2 separate regions of the Homo sapiens genome follow, and region 1 is linked to region 2. The links are chromatin loops, found by intact Hi-C in ENCODE. Cell type or tissue: natural killer cell. All regions are shown on one strand. Links, peaks and the distances in the headings refer to the core of each region. The heading gives the core; the rest is flanking DNA.

What was found. A loop is a pair of places that touch in the nucleus more often than their neighbours do. Peaks named below come from ENCODE experiments on the same cell type or tissue, not always from the same donor. Only the 100,000 strongest peaks of a DNase experiment are listed, where the experiment ranks them.
Region 1: it touches region 2 in a loop (2.1-fold over the local background); 14 of 110 quality-filtered maps call a loop at or near these places.

The regions. Positions count from the first base shown.
Region 1 is chr1:8,108,590-8,119,203 of GRCh38, reverse strand. All of the region lies in intron 2 of ERRFI1-DT (ERRFI1 divergent transcript), which reads right to left. Among named protein-coding and RNA genes, the nearest start is that of ERRFI1-DT, 87 kb to the right of the region's middle. RefSeq lists an enhancer at 3,110-3,610. In natural killer cell, for the core only: no CTCF peak of the experiment used is centred there; a DNase peak (open chromatin) is centred at 5,773; H3K27ac peaks cover 1,836 bases.
Region 2 is chr1:8,212,180-8,222,793 of GRCh38, reverse strand. It overlaps LINC01714 (long intergenic non-protein coding RNA 1714), which reads right to left. Exons shown (of 4, transcript NR_125998.1): 3 at 8,116-8,169; 4 at 7,584-7,715. Among named protein-coding and RNA genes, the nearest start is that of LINC01714, 8.8 kb to the right of the region's middle. RefSeq lists enhancers at 5,428-5,929, 10,531-10,614, 10,303-10,614. In natural killer cell, for the core only: no CTCF peak of the experiment used is centred there; a DNase peak (open chromatin) is centred at 5,233; H3K4me3 peaks cover 638 bases; H3K27ac peaks cover 1,851 bases; H3K27me3 peaks cover 339 bases.

The DNA.
Region 1 (10,614 bases), core at 1,838-9,837, 100 kb after region 2:
ACTTGTCACAATAATATCGTTACAACATTTTTTTAAAAAGGGTTTTATACTTGGAAAAGAATGTAAACTTTTTAAAAGCTGCAATGAATAAATCTGCAGCCAGACCAAAGATGTGCACTTTGTATTTAATTTTTTTTAGATTTTTCCCATCATTGGCTAGATGTACACATTCAAATTTCTTTTCTTTCTTTTTTTTTTTTTTGAGACAGAGGCTCGCTCTGTTGCCCAAGCTGGAGTGCAGTGACGCAATCTTGGCTCACCACAACCTCCAGCACCTGGGTTCAAGCGATTCTCCTGCCTCAGCCTCCTGAGTAGCTGGGATTACAGGCATGTGCCACCATGCCCGGCTAATTTTTATATTTTTTAGTGGAGATGGGGTTTCCCCAGGTTGGCAAGGCTGGTCTTGAACTCCTGACTTCAGGTGAGCCACCCGCCTCGGCCTCCCAAAGTGCTGAGATTACAGCTGTGAGCCACCGCACCCGGCCTCAAATTTCAAATAATTCTTATCAACATGAAAGTTTGACCTTCTTTTTTAGACCATAAAGGAGCATTTCACTGATGTGCATATTTATCTTTAAGACCCTTTTCATTGTAAGTGATGCCAACTGAATTCAAACCAGCTTAGGCGAGAAGAGCTCCGTGCAGGCCCAGGTGAGCACACTGCAGGAAAGGCAGACATAGTGTTCACATGAGGAGGGTGCGGGCCCAGAAGCTTCGCTCCACCACGACTCTGTGTGTCCTGAGTGTCCCCTCACTGTCACACACTGGGACAACACAATGGTCTCAGCTGGACTGCTGGGGTTTGAGGCTTCTTAGAGGCTTTCCTCCGCAGGAGCCCTGTCTATCAACAGCCGCCAGGCCCACGCCCTAAAAATTCCAAGAGTGTGGAGGAACGTGGATTTTCTCTCCGAGGTCCTGCTTAAAAAATCTCAAGGAAGAACTCATTGGTGAACTTTGGGTCCCACAGACCCTACACCAGGTCCTAGAACTGGTCCCTTCAGGAGAACAGAGCGGCAGAGGGGGGAGATTTATCAGAGTAATGGCAGAGAGAGAGGCTGACAAAAAGCATGAGACCCTCAGAGGCAACCAGGCCCTCATAAATGCTCCATGAGTCAGGTGTCTAGGAATGCAAAAGATGCAGCCAGGCGGGTGGCTCATGCCTGTAATCCCAGCACTTTGGGAGGCTGAGGCAGGTGGATCACAAGGTCAGGAGATCAAGACCATCCTGGCCAACATGGTGCAAACCTGTCTCTACTAAAAATTCAAAAAATTAGCCGGGCATGGTGGCGGGTGCCTGTAGTCCCAGCTACTCAGGAGGCTGAGGTTGGAGAATCGCTTGAACCCGGCAGGTGGAGGTTGCAGTGAGCCGAGATCGCGCCACTGCACTCCAGCCTGGGTGACAGAGCAAGACTCCGTCTCAGAAAAAAAAAAAAAAAAAAAAAAAAGATGCTGCAGGCTGGACATCACGGCCACGGTCGGTAACGTACATAAGGCTTGCCTTGAGACAGAGCTTGTTGTGAAAACCCATCTGTTCATTGATCTCAGAGGGGGATCCTGGGATGTAAAGGTTTCTTCATCCAGCAGCCAGGAGTGCTTCTGCTGGCTGCCCCTGCTGCATCAGGCAACAGTCTCGTCCCCCCCGGGAATGAGTTTAAAGAGGCAGGGCCATGCCGGGAAGGAAGCAGCTAACCCGGTCCTCGGGGAATGATTTCATTCTGGGGATTGATGAAAACAAACAAGTGTCTCTTTCAAACTGCTGTGCTGCGGTGGACTTTACAAAATTTCCACCATCTAAATCAGTTACAAAGTTGGGTGAACTATATATTTATTTATTTATTTATTTATTTATTTATTTTGCGTGTGTGTCACTCCGTGGAGTGACTTCCTCACACTTGCAAGTTCATTTCTAGTCCATCAGCTCTGTCTAGAAGTTCTAAAAAAGATCTTTTTAATAAATTCTGCTAAACATTGCAGAGGAATGGTTTGTTTTCGTTTGTCGTGAACTGTACAGGCCCACCTCCAGGCCTCTGGGGAACCATATGAGGCATTTTCCAAAGTTATTTCCAGAATAAACAAGGCTTGAGAGGCCAGCCTCGCTCAACCACGGCCCACAGCTTCACTTCTCTGCTCCAGGCGGGAGGAGAAACCCCTGACCTTCTGTAAATATTTCAACACAAGCAGTTCTCTGCGGGATTAGAATTTGTGTTTTTGAGTCAACTCTAAAACAGACCCAGAAAAGGCACCTTTCTGATTGTTCTATTGATATTGAAAAGTTTCAACTTTATGGTTTTTATGGCTGTTCAAGGAATTTCACATTCCAAGACCCTGGGGCAGAAAGGGCACAAAAGGAGAGTCTAAATGATTAGATGGTAGGGCCTGTTTTTACTCAGCCATGAACAAGGAAGGTCCCAGAAAAACTCTACGTGATTGAGAAATACTTTTGGCCACCAGCGCAACCTGCTAATTGGGAACACCCAATGCCCTTAATATGAAGCCTAAAAAATGAGATGGTGTCATCATCCAGGTTGTGGGGCGTGGAGGGGCCTTGGTGAGCTCAAAAGAGCACATCTGCCCGAAAAGACAGCCCTGCCCAGCGCCAGACACCTGGTGCCAATGCACACTGTCACGACACCATCTGACTTTTTAAAAGAGAAACAAGGAATCTCTAAGTTTTTGTTTTTTGAGACAGAATCTTGACTCTGGCACCCAGGCTGGAGTGCAGTGGCGCGATCTTGGCTCACTGCAACCTCTGCCTCCCACAGGTGATTCTCGTGCCTCACCTCCTGAGACTACAGATGTGCGCCACCACGCCTGGCGAATTTTTTGTATTTTTAGTAGAGACGGGGTTTCGCCATGTTGGCCAGGCTGGTCTTGAAATCCTGGCCTCAAGTGATCCGCCTGCCTCAGCCTCCCAAAGTGTGGGATTATAGGCATGAGCCACTTCACCCGCCCTCTAAGTTTTTAATATCGTAAACTAAAATTTAAGAGGTTAAGCGCCAACAACTCTGACCCCTCAAAGTTCTGGTCTTCCCATAATGACTTCTTGAATTTTTTTTCTGAAATCTCAAACATTCTTCTGATCCTGCCTTGGTGTGACACACGTGTCATCTGTATCGTCCCACATGTGGCCGGCCATGGCATGCACAGAGGCACCAGTGGGGAACCGACTCTCCAAAGAGACTCAGGCCTTGGGACTCACAGGCAGGCGCGTCTGGCATCCAGTGTTACATTCTGTGGTGTCATTGCCTTCTGTGATTCCAAAGCGTGCAGCGGTGTCCTGCTGAAAGTTACTGCCTGGTCAGAGCTCACCCCGAGAGGGATGGGAGGGAAAGGTCTGGGAAGCAGCAGAGGTAGCCTGCAGGAATCCAGGAGGTGAAGTCTGGAATCAGAGCACAAGGGCTGGCTCACATGGATTTGCAGACAAGGAAGTGGCCCTGGGGAGAACAGCCTAGAAGTGAATAGAGCTTCCTGCAGCCAGGCAGGTAGGCGCGAGGATGACTGCAATCCCATCATCAAGGAAAGTGTGACATCACAGCCAGCAAGCTCTGAACACTGGGGCTACTGAAAAAAATTAAGACACATAGACTGTGTCAGGCCCAGAGGCCAACTGAGCCAGCCTATTCACTGTCAGGCCGGGAGGCCGGCTGAGCCGGCTCTATTCACTATCAGGTCCCATTCACTGTCTCTGTTTCCCATATTCCTTGCTACTCCCAACCTTGTTTCCCCTGGTGGTGTCCACACTCAAGCTCTGCAATGATTTACCCATGCTGATGAGTGAAGAAATGCAACCCAAAGCCTCTTCGGTGCCCAATAATGGCCTAAGATGTTCACATCATATACTAGTTCTGTGCTGTTTGAATTTTTTTTTTTTTTTGAGGCAGGGTCTCACTCTGTTGCCCAGGCTGGAGTGCAGCGGCGTGTGCATAGCTCATTGCAGCCTCAAACTCCTAGGCTCAAGCTATCTTTGCGCCTTCGCCTCTTGAGTAGCTGAAATTACAAGGGCTCACCACCATGCCCAGCTAATGTTTAAATTTTTTATAGAGATGGGGTCTTGCTGTGCTGCCCTGGGCTCACACAATCTACCTGCCTTGGTCTCCCAAGGTGCTGGGACTACAGGTGTGAGCCACTGCACCCAGCCTTGATTTTTTAATTAACTAGTAGACTTTATTATTTTTTTAATAGTTTTAGGTGTACAGGAAAAGCAGAGCCAAAAGTACAGAATTCCCATATGCCCCAACTCAGTTCCCCTGTTATTAACACTTTGCATGAGTGTGGCATGTTCGTTACAATTGCTGAGCCAATCAGCACTATTAAGTAAAGTCCACAGTTCACATTAGTTTCATTCTTGGTGTTATATGTTCTATGAATTTGGACAAATGCATATTGACATAAATCCACTGATTATAGTATCATACAGAGTGTCTTCACTGCCCTAAAAATACTCTGTGGTCTATATGTGCTCTTTTTTTTTTTTTTTTTTGGAGACAAGAGTCTCGCTGTGTTGCCCAGGCTGGAGTGCAGTAGCATGATCTCATCTGGGCTCACTGCAACCTCCAACTCCTAGGTTCAAGCGATTCTCCTGCCTCAGCCTCCTGAGTAGCTGGGATCACAGGCATGTGCCACCATGCCTGGCCAATGCCTGTATTTTTAGAAGAGACAGCGTTTTGCCATATTGGCCAGGCTGGTCTCAAACCCCTGACCTCAGGTGATCCACCCATCTCGGCCTCCCAAAGTGCTAGGATCACAGGCGTGAGCCACCGTGCCCGGCTACATGCGCTTTTTATTTGGTAACTTATTCAATTTTTAAATTATTTTTTAAATATTTCCCCCCAAAAGTCAGTGTAGAGTCATCTTAAAATACACACACACACAACTGTAATCTCAGTGTGCTTGGCAGAAATCTAAGATGTAACCCGCCCCACCAAATTTCCAGGCCCCTGATATACACATACCGTCTTCCAGTTATCCAACCAAACGTGAATCTAGGTACTGCTGTGAAAAGGAGCTGCAATGTAATTAAGGTCCCAAATCAGTTGACATGAAAATAGAGAAAATACTCAGTGGGCCTGACCTAGTGACATGAGCCCTTTCAAGGCAGACAGTTTTCTCCAGATGGTCACAGAACAGGCAGTCGGGGCGGCACGGGAGGATTCTGTGCACCCCTGCTGGCCTGAACGGGCCGCGTGGTAGGGATGTGGGCGGCTTCTGGGTGCTGAGAACAGTCCCCAGCTGACAGGCAGCAAGGAAAGGGGACCTCAGTCTTGTAATACAAAGGACTGAATTTTGCCAACAAGAATGAGCCCAGAAGTGGATTTTCCTCAGCAAACGAACGCAGGAACAGAAAACAAAACACCACATGTTCTCACTTATAAGTGGGAGCTGAATGCTGAGAATACATGGGCACATGGAGGGGAACAACACACACGGGGCCCTGCGGGGATAGGGGGAGGGGGAGCGTCAGGAAGAATAGCTAATGGATCCTGGGCTTAATAACTAGGTGATGGGATGATCTGTGCAAAACCACCATGGCACACATTGCCCTATGGAACAAACCTGCACATCCTGCACATGTACCCCTGAACTTAAAATAAATTGAAGATTAAAAAAAAACAAAAAAAGTGCATTTTCCTCTACAGCCTTGAGACAAGAACTCAACCTGGTCAATACCTTGATGTCCTGAGGCTTATGATATCCTGAGAAGAAAATCCAGCCACACCAGGACAGGCCTCTGACCCACACAACTGTGAGCTCATGAATGGGTGTTGTTTTCACAGCTCAGTCAGTGCTGTTTTGTTACAGAGCAACAGGAAACGAATACTCCCTCCACGCAGATCTTTTTCTAGAGCAATTAATTATGCATACGGTGAGTGTGTATATTTTCCTTTTACATAATGGAATCCTCTTGTATATAACTATATTATAACCGGCACATTAAAAATTCGGTTTGCTAAATTCAAAACAAAACAGAAACAATTCTTGGGATTTTGATTGGAATGACATTGAATCTGTAGCTTAGCGGGAGGAGAATTGATGTATTTTGGAGGTTATGTCTTCAAAAACATGATCTAATTCTCCATGTATTTAGGTCTTTATGTCTGGCAAGCGTATTGCATAATGTTTTCCATGAAGGTCTCGCTCGTTTCTGATGTGTTTATTCCTAAGTACTATTGCAAATGGCATCGTTTGTTGTTGTTGTTTTGGAGACAGGGTCTCGCTCTGTCGCCCAGCCTGGAGTGCAGTGGTGTGATCACAACTCACTGCAGCCTCTACCACCTGGGCTCAAGCGATCCTCCGACCACAGCCTCCCAAGTAGCTGGGAGCACAGGCATGTGCCATCAAGCCTGGCTAATTTTTAGTATTATTATTTGTAGAGATGGGATCTCACTATGTTGCCCAGGCTGGTCTTGAACTCCTGGGCTCAAGCAATCCTCCCACCTCGGCCTCCCAAAGTGCTGGGATTACAGGAGTGAGCTTGTAATGATGCCATCACGTCTGCTGGCATCATTTTTATTATCTATTTTTCAGTGTTGTTAGTGTGATGATATTATAGAAATGTAATTGATCTTTGCATTTTGATTTTGTATGCAGTAACTTAGCTAAAACACTTTATTAATCCGTCTGTATATTCCTTAGGATTTTCTAAGAAGTCAATCAAATACATCTCTGAATGATTTCTGTTTTATTTCTTTCCAATTCTGTAATTTTCTTCCTTGTCTTGCTGATCTGACAAGCATCTCCATTACTATGTGAACTCAAACTGACAAGACTTGATGTCTTGGAGTTTTTCCTCATTTTCAAGAGAATGTTTGTTTTTTTTGTTTTGTTTTTGTTTTTTCAGACAGAGTCTCACTCTGTCACCCAGGTTGGAGTGCAGTGGCACGATCTCACTGCAAGCTCCGCCTCCCGGGTTGACGCCATTCTCCTGCCTCAGCCTCCCGAGTAGCTGGGACTACAGGAACCCGCCACCACGCCTGGCTAATTTTTTGTATTTTTAGTAGAGACGGGGTTTCACCATGTTAGCCAGGTTGGGTCTTGATCTCCTGACCTCGTGATCTGCCCACCTCGGCCTCACAGAGTGCTGGCATTACAGGCGTGAGCCACTGTGCCTGGCCGAGAGAGAATGTTTTTAACGTTTTACCATAAAGTTTGAGGTTTGCTGTAGTTTTGTTTGTTTTTAAAAATGGTCTTCATTACGTGAAGGATATTCTCTTCTACTTATAGTCGATTAAGTTTTTTAAATTATGGATGAATGTTAAATTTTATAATTTGCTTTTCTACATTGATTAAGACAATCACATGGTTTTTCTCCTTTAATCGACTACTGGTACAGATTACAATCGATTTTCCTGGAATAAACTTTATCTTTCTCATATAGGCATACTATGGAGATATTTTGGGTTGCATTCCAGACCACCTCAATAAAGCAAATATTAAAGTGAGTCACACTAGTTTTTTGGTTTCTCAGTGTATATAAAAGTTTTATTTAAACTATACTGTAGTCTATAAGTGTGCAATAGCATTATGTCTAAAAAATGTACATACCTTAATTAAAAATAAGGCCAGGCATGGTGGCTCACACCTGTAATCCCAGCACTTTGGGATGCCGAGGCGGGTGGATCACCTGAGGTCAGGAGTTCAAGACCAGCCTGGCCAACATGGTGAAATTCCATCTCTACTAAAAATACAAAAATTAGCCGAGTGTGGTACTCAAGCCTGTAGTCCCAGCTACTTGGGAGGTTGAAGCAGGAGGATTGCTTGAATCCGGGAGGCAGAAGGTGCAGTGAGCCAAGATCATGCCACTGCACTCCAGCCTGGGCGATAGAGTGAGACTCCATCTCAAATAATAATAATAATAATTTATTGCTAAAAAACACTAACAGTCATCTGAGCCTTCAGTGAGTCACAATCTTTTTGTTGGCAGAGGGTCTTGCCTCTATGTTGATGGCTGCTGGCTGATCACCATGGTGGTTGCTGAAGGTTGGCATGGCTGTGGCAATTTCTCAAAATGACAATGAAGTTTTTTGCATTGATTAGGACTCTTCCTTTCACGAAAGATTTCTTCGTAGTGTGTGATGCTATATGATAGCATTTTACCCACAGAACTTCTTTCAAAATTGGAGTCAATCCTTTCAAACCTGCTGCTGTTTTATCAGCTAAGTTTAAATAATATTCTAAATCCTCTGTTGTCATTTCAACAGTATTCACAGTATCTTCACCAGAAGTAAATTCCATCTCAAGAAACCACTTTCTTTGCTCATCCACAAGAAGCAACTCTTCATCATTCAAGTTTGATCATGAGATTGTAGCAGTTCAGCCACATCTTCAGGCTCCGCTTCTAATTCGAGTTCTCTTGCTATTTCCACCACATCTGCAGTTACTTCCTCCACTGAAGCCTTGAATGCCTCAAAGTCATTCCAAGGGTTGGAATCCACTTCTTTCAAACTCCTGTTAATGTGGATATTTTGACCTCCTCCCATGAATCACAAACATTTTTAATGGCATCTAGAATGGTAAATATTTTCCAGAAGGTTTTCAATTTACTTTGCCCAGATCCATCAGAGGAATCACTATCTATGTGCAGCCATAGCCTTACAAAACGAATTTCTTACGTAATAAGATTTGAAAGTCAAAATTACTGTATCCATGGGCTGCAGAATGAATGTTGTGTTAGCAAGCATGAAAACAGCATTCATTTCCTTGTACATCTCCAGCAGAGCTCTTGAGTAACCAGGTACATTGTCAATGAGCAGTAATATTGTGAAAGGAATCTTTTTCTCCTGAATAGTAGGTCTCAACAGTGAGCTTAAAATATTTGGTAAGCCATGCTGTAAACAGATGTGTTGTCATCCAAGCTTTGTTGTTTCATTTATAAAGCACAGGCAGAGTAGATTTAGCTTAAGGCTTAAGGGCCATGGGATTTTTGGAATGGCCAAGGAGCACAGACTTCAATCTAAAGTCAACAGCTGTATTCGCTCCTAACAAGAGTTGGCCTGTCCTTTGAAGCTTTGAAGCCAGGTATCGACTTCTCCTCTCTGTCTATGAAAATCCTGGATGACATCGTCTTCCGATAGAAGGCTGTTTCATCTACACTGAAAATCTGTTGTTCAGTGGAGCCACCTTTATCAAGGATCTTAGCTGGATCTTCTGGATAACCTGCGGCAGCTTCCCCATCAGCACTTGCTGCCTCACCTTTGGCTTTTATGCTATGGAGATGGCTTCATTCCTTAGACCTCATGAACCAGCCTCTGCTGGCTTCGAATGTTTCCTCTGCAGCTTTCTCATCTCTCTCAGACTTCACAGGATTGAAAAGAGTTAGGCCGGGCATGGTGGCTCACGCCTGTAATCCCAGCCCTTTGGGAAGCCGAGGTGGGTGGATCACCTGAGGTCAGGGATTCGAGACCAGCCTGGCCAACATGGTGAAACCCCATCTCTACTAAAAATACAAAAATTAGCTGGGTGTGGTGGGGCGCCCCTGTAATCCCAGCTACTCGGGAGGCTGAGAGAGGAGAATCGTGTGAACCCGGAAGGCAGAGGTTGCAGTGAGCCGAGATCACACCACTGCACTCCAGCTTGGGCGACAGAGCAAGCCTCTCTCTCAAAAGAAAAAAAAAAGAGTTAGGGCCCTGCTCTGGATTAGGCATCGGTTTAAGGGAGTGTTGTGCCTGGTTTGATCTTCTATCCAGACCACTAGAACTTTCTCCATATCAGCAATAAGGCTGTTTTGCTTTCTTATCATTCATGTGTTCACTGGAGCGGCACTTGGAATTTCCTTCAGGAGACTTTCCTTTGCACTCACAGTTTGGCTAACTGTTTGGCAGAAGAGACTCAGCTTTTGACCTGTCTCAGCTTTCAATATGCATTCCTCACTAAGCATAATCACTTTCAGCACTTGATCTAAAATATTAGGTTGGTTTGGTGCAAAGGTAATTGCGGGTTTTGCCATTGAAAGTAATAGCAAAACCGGCAACTACCTTTGCACCAACATAGAGATATGCAACTCTTCCTATCACTTGAACACTTAGAATTCATTGTAGGGTTATTAATTGGCATAATTTCAATATTCTTGTGTCTCAGGGAATAGGGGGCCCAAGGAGAGGGAAAGAGACGGGAGGGATGGCCGATCAGTGGAGCAGTCAGAACATTTACCGATCAAGTTTGCGGTCTTATGTGGGCACAGTTCATGATGCCCCAAAACAATCACAACAGCAACATCAAGGACCATTGATCACAGATCACCATAACAGATACAATACATATTAAAAAGTTTGAAGTAGTGTGAGAATTAGCAAAGTGTGACACAGAGACATGAAGTGAGCACACCCCGTTGGAAAATGGTACCAAGAGACATGCTCAACGCAGGGTTGCCACAAAACTTTAATTTGTAGAAAGTATAGCATCAGTGAAGTGCAAGAGAGTGAACCACAATAAAACAGGGTGGGCCTGCACCTTCCTTGATTCTGCTGGCAAATATGTTGCTTAGGATTTTTACAGCTATGTTCGTGAGTGAAATTGATCAGGAATTCTCCTTTCTTGTACCATTCTTGCCTGCTTTTTTAGTTTTGTGCTTATACAAATTGATTTGGGTCTCAATTCATTAGGGAGTCTTTTCTTCAT
Region 2 (10,614 bases), core at 1,582-9,581:
CATACTAGAAGAAAATAGGCTCTTGCCCCCTAGAGACTCTGGCAGATTTATTTAGGAAACAAAGAAGGATCATTTAAATCAATATTAAATTACTGATATACAAATGAGGGCTTCTAAAATCATGAAAAACATGTTTTTCTCTTATATAAATTAAATGTTTTCCCTCTCATTGTTCTTGCTTGGTGAAACTTTTTTACAACATGAATGTACAAATTATTACATACGTCCAACTAGTGAGGTTGAAATAAATTATGGTTGATGTGACTGTCATTATCCAGAAGTGGGCAAATCATTTAAGAGAAAGACTTTTGACCGGGCACAGTGGCTCATGCCTGTAATCCTAGCACTCTGAGCGGCTGAGGCGGGTGGATCACCTGAGGTCGGGAGATCAAGACCAGCCTGACCAACGTGGAGAAACCCTGTCTCTACTAAAAATACAAAATTAGCCAGGCATGGTGGTGCACGCCTGTAATCCCAGCTACTCAGGAGGCTGACGCAGGAGAATAGGAGAATCACTTGAACCCGGAAGGCACAGGTTGTGGTGAGCCGAGATTGTGCCATTGTACTTCAGCCTAGGTAACAAGAGTGAAACTCCGTCTCAAAAAAAAAAAAAAAAAAAATGAAAGACTTTCTTATTTCTAGTAGAGTGCCGTGGCTCACACCTGTAATCCCAGCACTTTGGGAGGCTGAGGCGGGCAGATCACTTGAGGCCAGGAGTTTGAGATCAGGATGGCCAACATGGTGAAACCCCGTCTCTACTAAAAATACAAAAATTAGCCAGGCCCAGTGGCGTGCACCTGTAGTCCTAGCTACTCGGGAGGCTGAGGCACAAGGATCACTTGAACCAGGAGGCAGAGGCTGCAGTGAGCTGAGATTGTGCCACTGCACTCCAGCCTGGGCGACAGAGCCAGACTCTGTCTGAAGAAAAAAAAAAGATTATCTGTTTCTAGGTTTCCTAAAAAGCTTGGTCCTAGAATAGCGTGAATGGAGGGGATGGGGCTCCCTGGCCTTTAGGAGCTTTTTCCTCCTCCCACCTCCATGCCTCTGCTCAGCCATCTCTGTCACAGGAACTCAGCCCCAGCTCTCCCCAGATTGTTTTGGCACTAATGCCTGGGCCACCTCCTCCTCTTGAACTATGCAAAACACACGAGGCAAAGGAGCGCAGCTTTGGGCAGAGAATATGAAGTCCAGACCTGGCCACCTTCTGCCATCCAGGTGTTCATCGATTTTAGCAGATGCTAAGACTGACCCTCATTCATGTCTAGGAACACAATGAGTGATGCTTATTGGAAAATGTCTGCTTCAAGGCTGGGCGTGGGACTCATGCCTGTGATCCTAGCACTCTGGGAGGTGAAGGCAGGAGGATGGCTTCCCCCAGCCTGGGAAATAGAGTGAGACCCTGTCTCTCCAAAAAATTAAAAAATCAGCTGGGCATGGTTACGTGCACCTGTAGCTCCAGCCACTTAGGAGGCTGACAGGAGGATCACTTGAGCCCGGGAGTTCGAGGCTGCAGTGAGCTGAGAATGCACCACTGCACTGCAGCCTGGGCGACAGAGTGAGACCCTGTCTCTAAATAAATAAACAAATAAATAAATACATAAATAACCTGAAGCTCAAATCTGATTTTGGCTGGCTGTTTCACCTACGCTATTTAGGAGGGGTCACTGTCTTAGATAATGACCCAGTGCTCAGTACAGTGGGAAAGGTTTCAGCAAGAGTCCAGCTGACTGAAGCCACCACTCTCTTCCCATGGGGTGGAAATTAAGACAAGAAAATGAAATACGTGAGGTTCGCCACTGGCCAGCAGTGAGTGGATTGCAGGGCAGAGGCTGTATCGGTGGCGTCTAGGCTGAGGGTGATCTTGACAGGAGCTCTCCTGGCCCCCAGGGCAGGCCAATTTAGGTGGTCAGTATTTTCTGCTACAGCTTTTTTTTTTTTTTTTTTTTTTTGAGACAGGGTCTGGCTCTGTTGCCCAGGCCAGAGTGCAGTAGTGCATTCATGGTTCACTGCAGCCTCAAACTCCTGAGCTCAAGCAATCCTCCTGCCTCAGCCTCCTGAGTAGCTGGAACTGCAGACATGCACTAACACACCCAGCTAATTTTTTTATTTTTCGTAGAGACAGGGTCTCACTATGTTTCCCAGGCTGATCTCGAGCTCCTGGGCTCAAATGATCCTCTCGCCTCAACCTCCCAAAGTGCTGGGATTACAGGCGTGAGCCACTGCACCCAGCCTCAACTTTCTTGTAATGTTTCTTCTGCCCTTTGCAGGTCCTCCTGATGCCACGTCCACCCATCTACCTGAAAACAAAACAGGCACAGAGCACCTCCTGCTTGCTTGTGTGGTCGCAGGGCCCCGGCGAGTCACCCAATGCTGCAGAATCTCAGCCTCACACTATAGGTCTGTGATCCATCCACTTCCACCCACAGACGGGTTTGCTGGAAAGAGTAAAAGCAAAATTAAACAAAAGAGCATTATATTCTGTTCCTTTCTTTTAAACTCATCTGCTGGGCAAATGGAGTTTTACAATCTAGAGCTGAATGAGAGATGGCTTCAGCCAAATCCGAGTTTCTTTTCTTTTCTTTCTTTCTTTCTTAAATTCTTTCTCTCTCTCTTTCCTTCCTTCCTTCCTTTTTTTTTAGATGAAGTCTTGCTCTGCTTGAGATCTGCAGTGGTACGATCTCGGCTCACTGCAACATCCGCCTCCCAGTTCAAGCGATTCTCCTGCCTCAGCCTCCCTAGTAGCTGGGATTACAGGTGCGTGCCACCATGTCCAGCAAATTTTTGTAATTTTAGTAGAGACAGGCTTTAGCCATTTTGGCCAGGCTGGTCTCAAACTTCTGACCTCAGGTGATCACCCGCCTCAGCCTCCCAAAGTGCTGGGATTAAAGGCGTGAGCCACCATGCCTGGCCAAATCTGAGGTTTTTCAAAATAAATGTAAAATAAATTCAATAGGCTCTGACTCATGAGAGATCATGGAACATCCAGCTGTTCTGGGCAAATGTGAAAGAACCAGATTGGGCTTCCTTCAGCGTTGTGGAGAACCCCAAAGATTCTCCTTAAACACTTCCCAGGCCAAGGCACGTTCACTTCCAAGTCCAGAGTTTTTGCCAGACTTGCCTACCGGGACTGTAAGTCCACACCCTTGCTGGGCAATGCTGGGAAATTTCTGTAAGTCATCACAATTAATACATGGGAGGTGGCCAGCTTGGGGCAGCTTTGAAACCCATTTCTTTTTTAATTTTATTATATATATAAAGATGGGATTATATAGATATACCCATCTATATCTATAGATACATCTGTCTATATCTACATCTATTTATCTGTATATGTATATCTATGTCTATAGATACATAGAGAGAGACAGAGAGAGACAGGGTCTCACTATGTTGTCCAGGCTGGTCTGGAACTCCTGGCCTCGAGTGATCCACTTGCCTTGGCCTCCCAAAGTGCTGGGATTACAGGCATGAGCCACTGTGTCCAGCCTTGAAACCTATTTCTTTATGTCCCACTTTGCGTGTGTGTGTGTGTGTGTGTGTTTGTTTGTTTTTGTTTTTTTTTTTAAAAAAAAACATTTCTAAAGTAGCTTTCCAGCCAGGCATAATGGTTCACACCTGTAGTCCCAGCTACTTGGAGGCTGAGGTGGGAAGACCGCTTGAGCCCAGCAGGTCGAGGCTGCAGTGAGCCAAGATTGTGTCACTGCAGTCTAGCCTATACAACAGAGTGAGACCCTGTCTCAAAAAATAAAAATAAAGGGCTTTCCCTCAGCTGAGAGCATATTCCATCAGATGTCAGGGTGGAAGGAGAGGAAGCAGGTCCCTCAGGGCATGTTATGAAACTCCTCTATGGCACATGCTGTCTCTGCCAAACAGGGTTTCATGTCACCCTATGGAGCTCCGAAGAGAAGCACAAATTTAAGAGGATGTGGGTGTCTGACCTTCAGAGTGACGCAATAACCAAGTCATCATTTTCCTCAAAAGTCTCATGTGGTAGCTCTGACCACAGATGGAAATGACCACCTAGGAGCAGATGACCGTGCTCGAGGATTCCAAAGTTCTGTTTTCCATAAATCCAGGTGTCTTTCTTGAAAATGACTGTAGGAACATGGCTAGACAGGGGCTCAGGGGACAGGGAGGCTGCAGGAGTGATCTGTACCTTCCTCCTTTATGGAAGTTGGGTGGGCTCCCCCGACGGGGGCTGGGCCACATTTCATGTGAAGCATGCAAATCCTTGTGGTCTAACTCCCTTTACATCCCCAGGTCGTGGCAGCCCCAAATGTGGCTCCACCCCAAAGATTGGGCTCTCAGCCTCCGGTCCAGTCCCAGAGGCAAGCCGAGTGGGTCTTCCCTCTCCCTCCAAAGACAAGGCAACTGGTGTCCGAGTCATACTCTGAGGATAAACCTATTTCCTAAGCAAAAGCCTCTCCATCATGGAAAAGCATCCACCAGCCACGGTCCTCCCCAGGCTACCTGTGGGGCCCAGGAAGGCCTGCATGAAGTCGGGAGCGGAGCTTGTTGGGCGCCTGGTATTTATCAACTCCTGTGCTCCAGCCTGGGCGACAGAGTGAGACTCTGTCTCAAAAATAAATAAGTAAAAAAGTAAATAACCTGATCCTGTCTTTATCTAGGTTTAAACAAATCTCTTGCTCATGATGACTTGTTTGCATTAATTTGTATTTTTAAAAACACTGCACTAAAATATTATTTATGTTGAATAGTTTTTTTTTGACACCCCTCCTTTAATTTTGCACCCACAGCCTCACCCTAGTCCCTGGCCTGAGCCACATCCGCTTTCCCCAGGTCTCCCATTTTATTTTGAGACAGGGGCTCACTGTCACCCAGGCTGGGGTTCAATGGCATGATCATGGCTTACTGCAGCCTCAACCCACTGGGCTCAAGTGATCCTCCTGCCTCGGCTTCCCAAAGTGCTGGGATTACAGGCTGGAGCCATCGCTCCCGGCCCTGGATACTTTTAATTTTGCAGCTGGAGAAGGGAACACAAGGGGAATGGAGGGTTTGTTGAAATTAAAGCGCACGGCGAGAAAGGATGGGTCACTAGCATCCTCCTTTTCCCTGCGCGGGTGTCCCCGGAAGCACCCCCTCCCTCGCCAAGCCCAGCTTCTGCACAGGCTCCAGGAGACGTTGCTCCGGGGTCCTGCCGGGGACACCGGGCTGCGTCCCCGTCGGCCGCCGCGCAGATGCGCACTTGGAGCAGACTCGGGTTCCGGGGCTGGGGGAAAGAGAAACCCGGGCTCCAAACCCTCCTGGAAGTCTCTTGAGGGCGCGAGCTCCGCAGAGGCAGGAGCCTCCGCGCACGTGCACGCCCGAAACTGCTAAAGCCCACGCGCGAGCTTGACCGCCGCGTGGAGGCGCCGGCTGCGGGGAGAGAAGCCGCCCCGGCCCCGGCCCCTTCCTGCGGCGCCCTCCGGCCCTGGCCCCGGCCCCAGCCGTGCGCGGGCGGCCGCTCCCCCACAAGCTGGCCTGGCTGACCCAGCGCCGCCGCTGGGCCTTCAAAGGGCGGCCGCTTCCTGTCGCCCCGGGACGGCTCGGCCGAGCCCTCCTCGTCACGGGGCGGGCGTCCCCGCCGTCACCTCCTTTGCCCTTAGTCGGGAGGACGCCCCCCTACTGCACTCCCCGGCCGAGCTGGGCAGACCCCCGTCCTCCCACCTGGGGGCTCCTCCTTCTGCTCCCTCGCCTCCCTCTGCTCTCCGGTCCCCTCCCCTCGCCCTCATCTCTGGGAAAGTTGTTTCAGCCCTGAAGTGTGCCTGAGCACGAGCACCTTCTCCTCCTCCCTGTTCCCCATACGAGTCACAGGAATGACCCAAGGCACTGGATAAAAATTCAGATTCCTGCGGACTCTGATTCCGAAGGTCTGAGTGGTGGTGTTGGGGTAGGGGTGAGGGCGCCCCAGGAATCTGTACAACTGACAAGCAGAAGAATCTAATGGAGAAACTGGGCTAGAATCAGTCACTGACTGTCCTTGCTTAAGCCCGGGAGGTTGAGGCTGCAGCGTGCTGTGATTGTGACACTGCACTCCAGCCTAGGCGACAGAGCAAGACCCTGTCTCAAAAATAAAAAGAAAAAAGAAAAAAAGAGGAAAAGGCTGGGCGCGGTGGCTCAGGCCTATAATCCCAGCACTTTGGGAAGCCAAGGCGAGCGGATCACAAGGTCATGCGTTCCAGACCAGCCTGGCCAACGTGGTGAAACCCCGTCTCTACCAAAAATACAAAAATTAGCCAAGCGTGGTGGTGCACGCCTGTGATCCCTGCTACTCAGGAGGCTGAGACAGGAGAGTTGCTTGAACCCGAGAGGCAGAGGTTGCAGTGAGCCGAGATAAAGCCACTACACTCCAGCCTGGGAGTCTCAAAAAAAAAAAAAAAAAAAAAAAGAAAGAAAGAAAGAAAGAAAAAAAAAAAGGATCACTGCCTCCTTTTCCTTCCCTTCACTGTCAAACTGCTCTCTAAGCTTTGTCCAAGCTGGCTAACCCACCATCATCAAAATCCTCCAAGTATTCTTTTTAAAGCAAAGGAATTTTTGTGTTTATATAATTTCAAACTTACTTAAAGACATTGCAAGAATATGACCAAGAACTCCTACAAACCCTGGGCCTAGTTTCTCCACGGGGGTGCATTTTGCCACACTGGCTTTATCACTGTCTCCAAATAGATAAGGATTTTTTTCTAAACCATTTATGCAAGTAAATTGCAGAGGTCATGTCTCCTATCTCTAAATACTTGGTCATGTCTTTACTGAGGACAAGGACATTCATGGCACAGTTAGCAAAAGAAAAAGACTTTTAAGGACCCCCAGTGACTTCTGAGCTGCCCAACCCAATGGCCTTTCTGCCCCTTGGTCTCTGGGTCTCTGTCCCCCTGTCTCGGTCTGTGTCTCTGTCTCTCTGTCTCTGTTGCTCTATCTCCCCCGATTCTCCCCTTCCATGGGCTCCTCTCTGCCTGCCCCTGCGAGGTGGATTCTTCCAGGTCTTGTTTTCTGTGTTGTTTTACAGCCCCTCCCTGGAGCAGGCCGGGGATCCCCAGAAAAAATCAGCCGTCATCCACGCTCACGCAGTATCAGATCTTCAGCCTCGGCCCCTTTCCCTTTCTACCTGAATTTCCATGGCTTTCCAGGAAGGTCTGCTTGAATTCCTCACAGTTCTACTCGTTGTAAACTGGAAATGGTCCAGGTACATTGTCCCTGTACCCCCAACACCCCTGGCCCTGCCCAGGGGCTCTCCAAGAGGAAGCCTCCCTCACCTTTCAATCCTGCACCCCCACATGAGTCCCATGTGCGCTCTCCTCCTTCCTGACCTCACCCACCCCCTCCATTGCCCCAAAGGCCCCTGCTTCAGTTCCCAACCTCACTTGGTTCTCAGGCACCGTTAGCCGGTCCCCCACCTGCCTGGTCTCTGCACTGTCATGGGATTAGTTGGCTTTCTGATATGATCAGGCCCCTCTCAGTTTAAATCACTGTCCTGAGGTCCTTCCACTGGGTTCCAGAGAGCTGATTCTTGGGTCTCTGAAAATGTGTTCAAGTGTCAGGGGAGGGGGAGTCTTTCCGGGAAAAGGGTTATCCCTTCATCAAAATTTTATTTTTTAAATTTTTTATTATTAATTTTTTTTTATTTCCATAGTTACTGGGAAACAGGTGGTGTTTCGTTACATGAGTAAGTTCTTTGTGATTTGTGAGATTCTGGTGCAGAATTTGTGACATCTCCCCTAGAAAGAAAGAAAAGAAGCAACAGCCTTGGGTATTAAATTTAAATTCCACATGGGATCCAAGACCATTTCCTTTCAGCTCCACCCAGCTTTCCCAGAGCAGTTCCCGATGCCTCCTGCAGCAGCCAGTGTTTCCCAAACTTACTGGTCATGGGAATAACCCAAGGCACTGGATAGATAAAATAAAAATTCAGATTCCTTGACCCCACCTCTGTGGACTCTGATTCCGGAGGTCTGAGTGGTGGTGTTGGGGTAGGGGTGAGGGTGCCCCAGTTGTCTGTATAATTGACAAGCGGGAGAGTCTGCAGAGAAACTGGGCTGGAATCAGTCATGGACTGCCCTGCCATCAGGCTTTTGCAGACAATGCAGTTCCCTTTTTCTGGAATTTGCATGCACTCACCCTACCCCCTCCATGGATAAGTTCCTCCTTGTCCTTCAGTGTCCTGTTCAACACCTAGGACAAATTTCTGTGTCAAAGAATTTCTATGTCAAGGAATAGGCCAATTTTTCAACTTTTGATGGATGTTGGCAAATTGTCTTCCAAAATGTCTACCGTGTCTACCGGTTTACACTTCCACCTTTTTGCTTTCCTAAAACATTTTTTCCCTATTACAAAAATATTGTATATTAAGTGTAGACAGTTTAGAGAATACAGATATGTAAAGGGAATGTGGGCGGGTGTGGTGGCTCAAGCCTGTAATCTCAGCACTTTGGGAGACCGAGGTGGGTGGATCACCTGAGGTCAGGAGTTCAAGACCAGCCTGGCCAACATGGTGAAACCCCGTCTCTACTAAAAATATAAAAATTAGCCTGGCGTGGTGGCGTGTGCCTGTAATCCCAGCTCCTCGGGAGGCTAAGGCAGGAGAATTGCTTGAACCTGGGAGGTGGAGGTAGCAGTGAGCCGAGATGGCACCACTGCACTCCAGCCTGGACAACAGAGTGAGATTCCGTCTTAAAAAATAAAAGAAAAGAAAATAAAATAAAGGTAATGTGAGGAGACTACAGTCCCAGCAAACAGTTTTGTAACCCTCAATTAGGTGAATTCTTCCCATATTTTGTGTCTGCAGATGCACTTGGAAGTTTGACTTCAACTCGAGTCCCAGATTCACCTCTTACTAACCCCATGGCCTTGGACAAGTTACTTAATGTTTCTGAGTGTCCGTTTTCTCATCTATAAACTGAAGATGACGGTAGCACCACGTCAAAGGCTGTCACAAGATGCATGGCATTTAGCCAGTGCCTGGAATGTGACGAACTCTCAGGGCACTCTTCTATGACGTTGTTTGCGCCTTGCTTTCTTACTCCAGCAATACGTACAAACATCTTCCTTTTGTAGCAAAGGGACACTCCTAGCCTCAGTCTTTTATAGGAACCTCGGGTCTATAGCTCCAATCCTAGACCATCAGTACCACCAGTGGTGTTTTGTTGGTGTCAGATTTTCACCTGGTCCCACTCAGCCTAGCTACAAGTTCCTCCTCCCCCACCTGCCTGCCCCCATCTTAGTCACGTCATCTGTTCTCTGAGGCCTCCCGACAGAAGCCACCAGAATACCTCCCTCTCCCTCCACAGTTAACTGGGTTTCAAGCAGTTCTGTTATTTCACTCTAAAGGGAGAGAATGGAATCAGACAGACCTCCCTTTTTGTCCTGGCCCTGTTGCTTACACAGTGTGTGACAGTGAACAGCTATCTCTGTTCCCTGAGCCTCAGTTTCTTCATCTGTAAGATGGAGTGATAGCTGACCTGCCACGTAGGGCTGCGGTTCTGATGGCGAAATGAGACGGCTCGCGTAAGTGTGCAGCACCGTGCAATCAGAGGGTCAGTGCTCCACACACACAACTGCGATTGCACCACTGCTGTGTGATCCCCATCTCGCTTGCTCTAGCCCTGGCTGTCATTGCAGCCCTGTTTGCAGCACTGACATGGCCTCCTAACATGTCCCCACCTTCAATCTTTCCCAGGACAAATTTCAGTGTGTCACCAGGATGACTTTCCCAAGGCATATCTGCAGCAGGTCACTCTCTGCTCAAGACTTAGATGGCTACAGTCCCCCTACCATTGAACACCTAGAGGTGTCCCAGCCCCAGCATGGCTTCCACAGGCCCCGTGGCTCTGGATGCAGAGTCCGTTTCCAGCCTGAGATGGAGCTGTGCTCAGCACTTTCCCATCCCTCTTTGTGAGTGCCCACCACCTGCACGGAGACTGTTTCTTATTATCCCAGCAGCCCCCGCCGGGCTCAGACATCCCTCCTGGAGCTTGTATTTCCAGGTCCCCTCTGGGTCCCGCTCCCCTGAGCAAACACTTGGTGCACTGTCCACTGCCCACGCATCCTGCTCCACAGGGCTCTGTCTCCACCATGACCCTGCAGCCTCTTGAGAACAGATGCCCGTTCTGTTCACTTTTGCATCCTCTCTGCACCCCCAGCTTCCCTCTGCAAGCTTGAAATGTTTGTTCACTCTCTTGCTAATAAATAACATTTTTTCCCAGGTTTAGATGTATAAAAGTTGATCCACAGGCCAAAGGGTTTACACAGATCATTTACCTTTCCTGTGACTTATTCCAAGATGACAAGGACAAGGAATTTTAAAAACTGCAATGCCCATCACTAGAACTGACGTAGCCATAGACGCCTCTGACACATGTGTTAGGAAACACACCTATATTGAATGTCACATGCCTCTTTTTTGTGATTATGAGATGCGCATAGAACACATATACGTGGTTCTTATCTGTGGAAAGGCAGGAGACTAACCACAACGGTGTGTGCCCTCTCTCCCTCGGGGGCAGGAGAATCGTGCCCTAGCACACGGAGAGGGTGGGGTTCAAACGTGCACACTTGCTTTTCTTTCCTAAAGCCATGTATCGAGACTATTTGTTTAGTCCTGTTCTGAAAGATGATGCA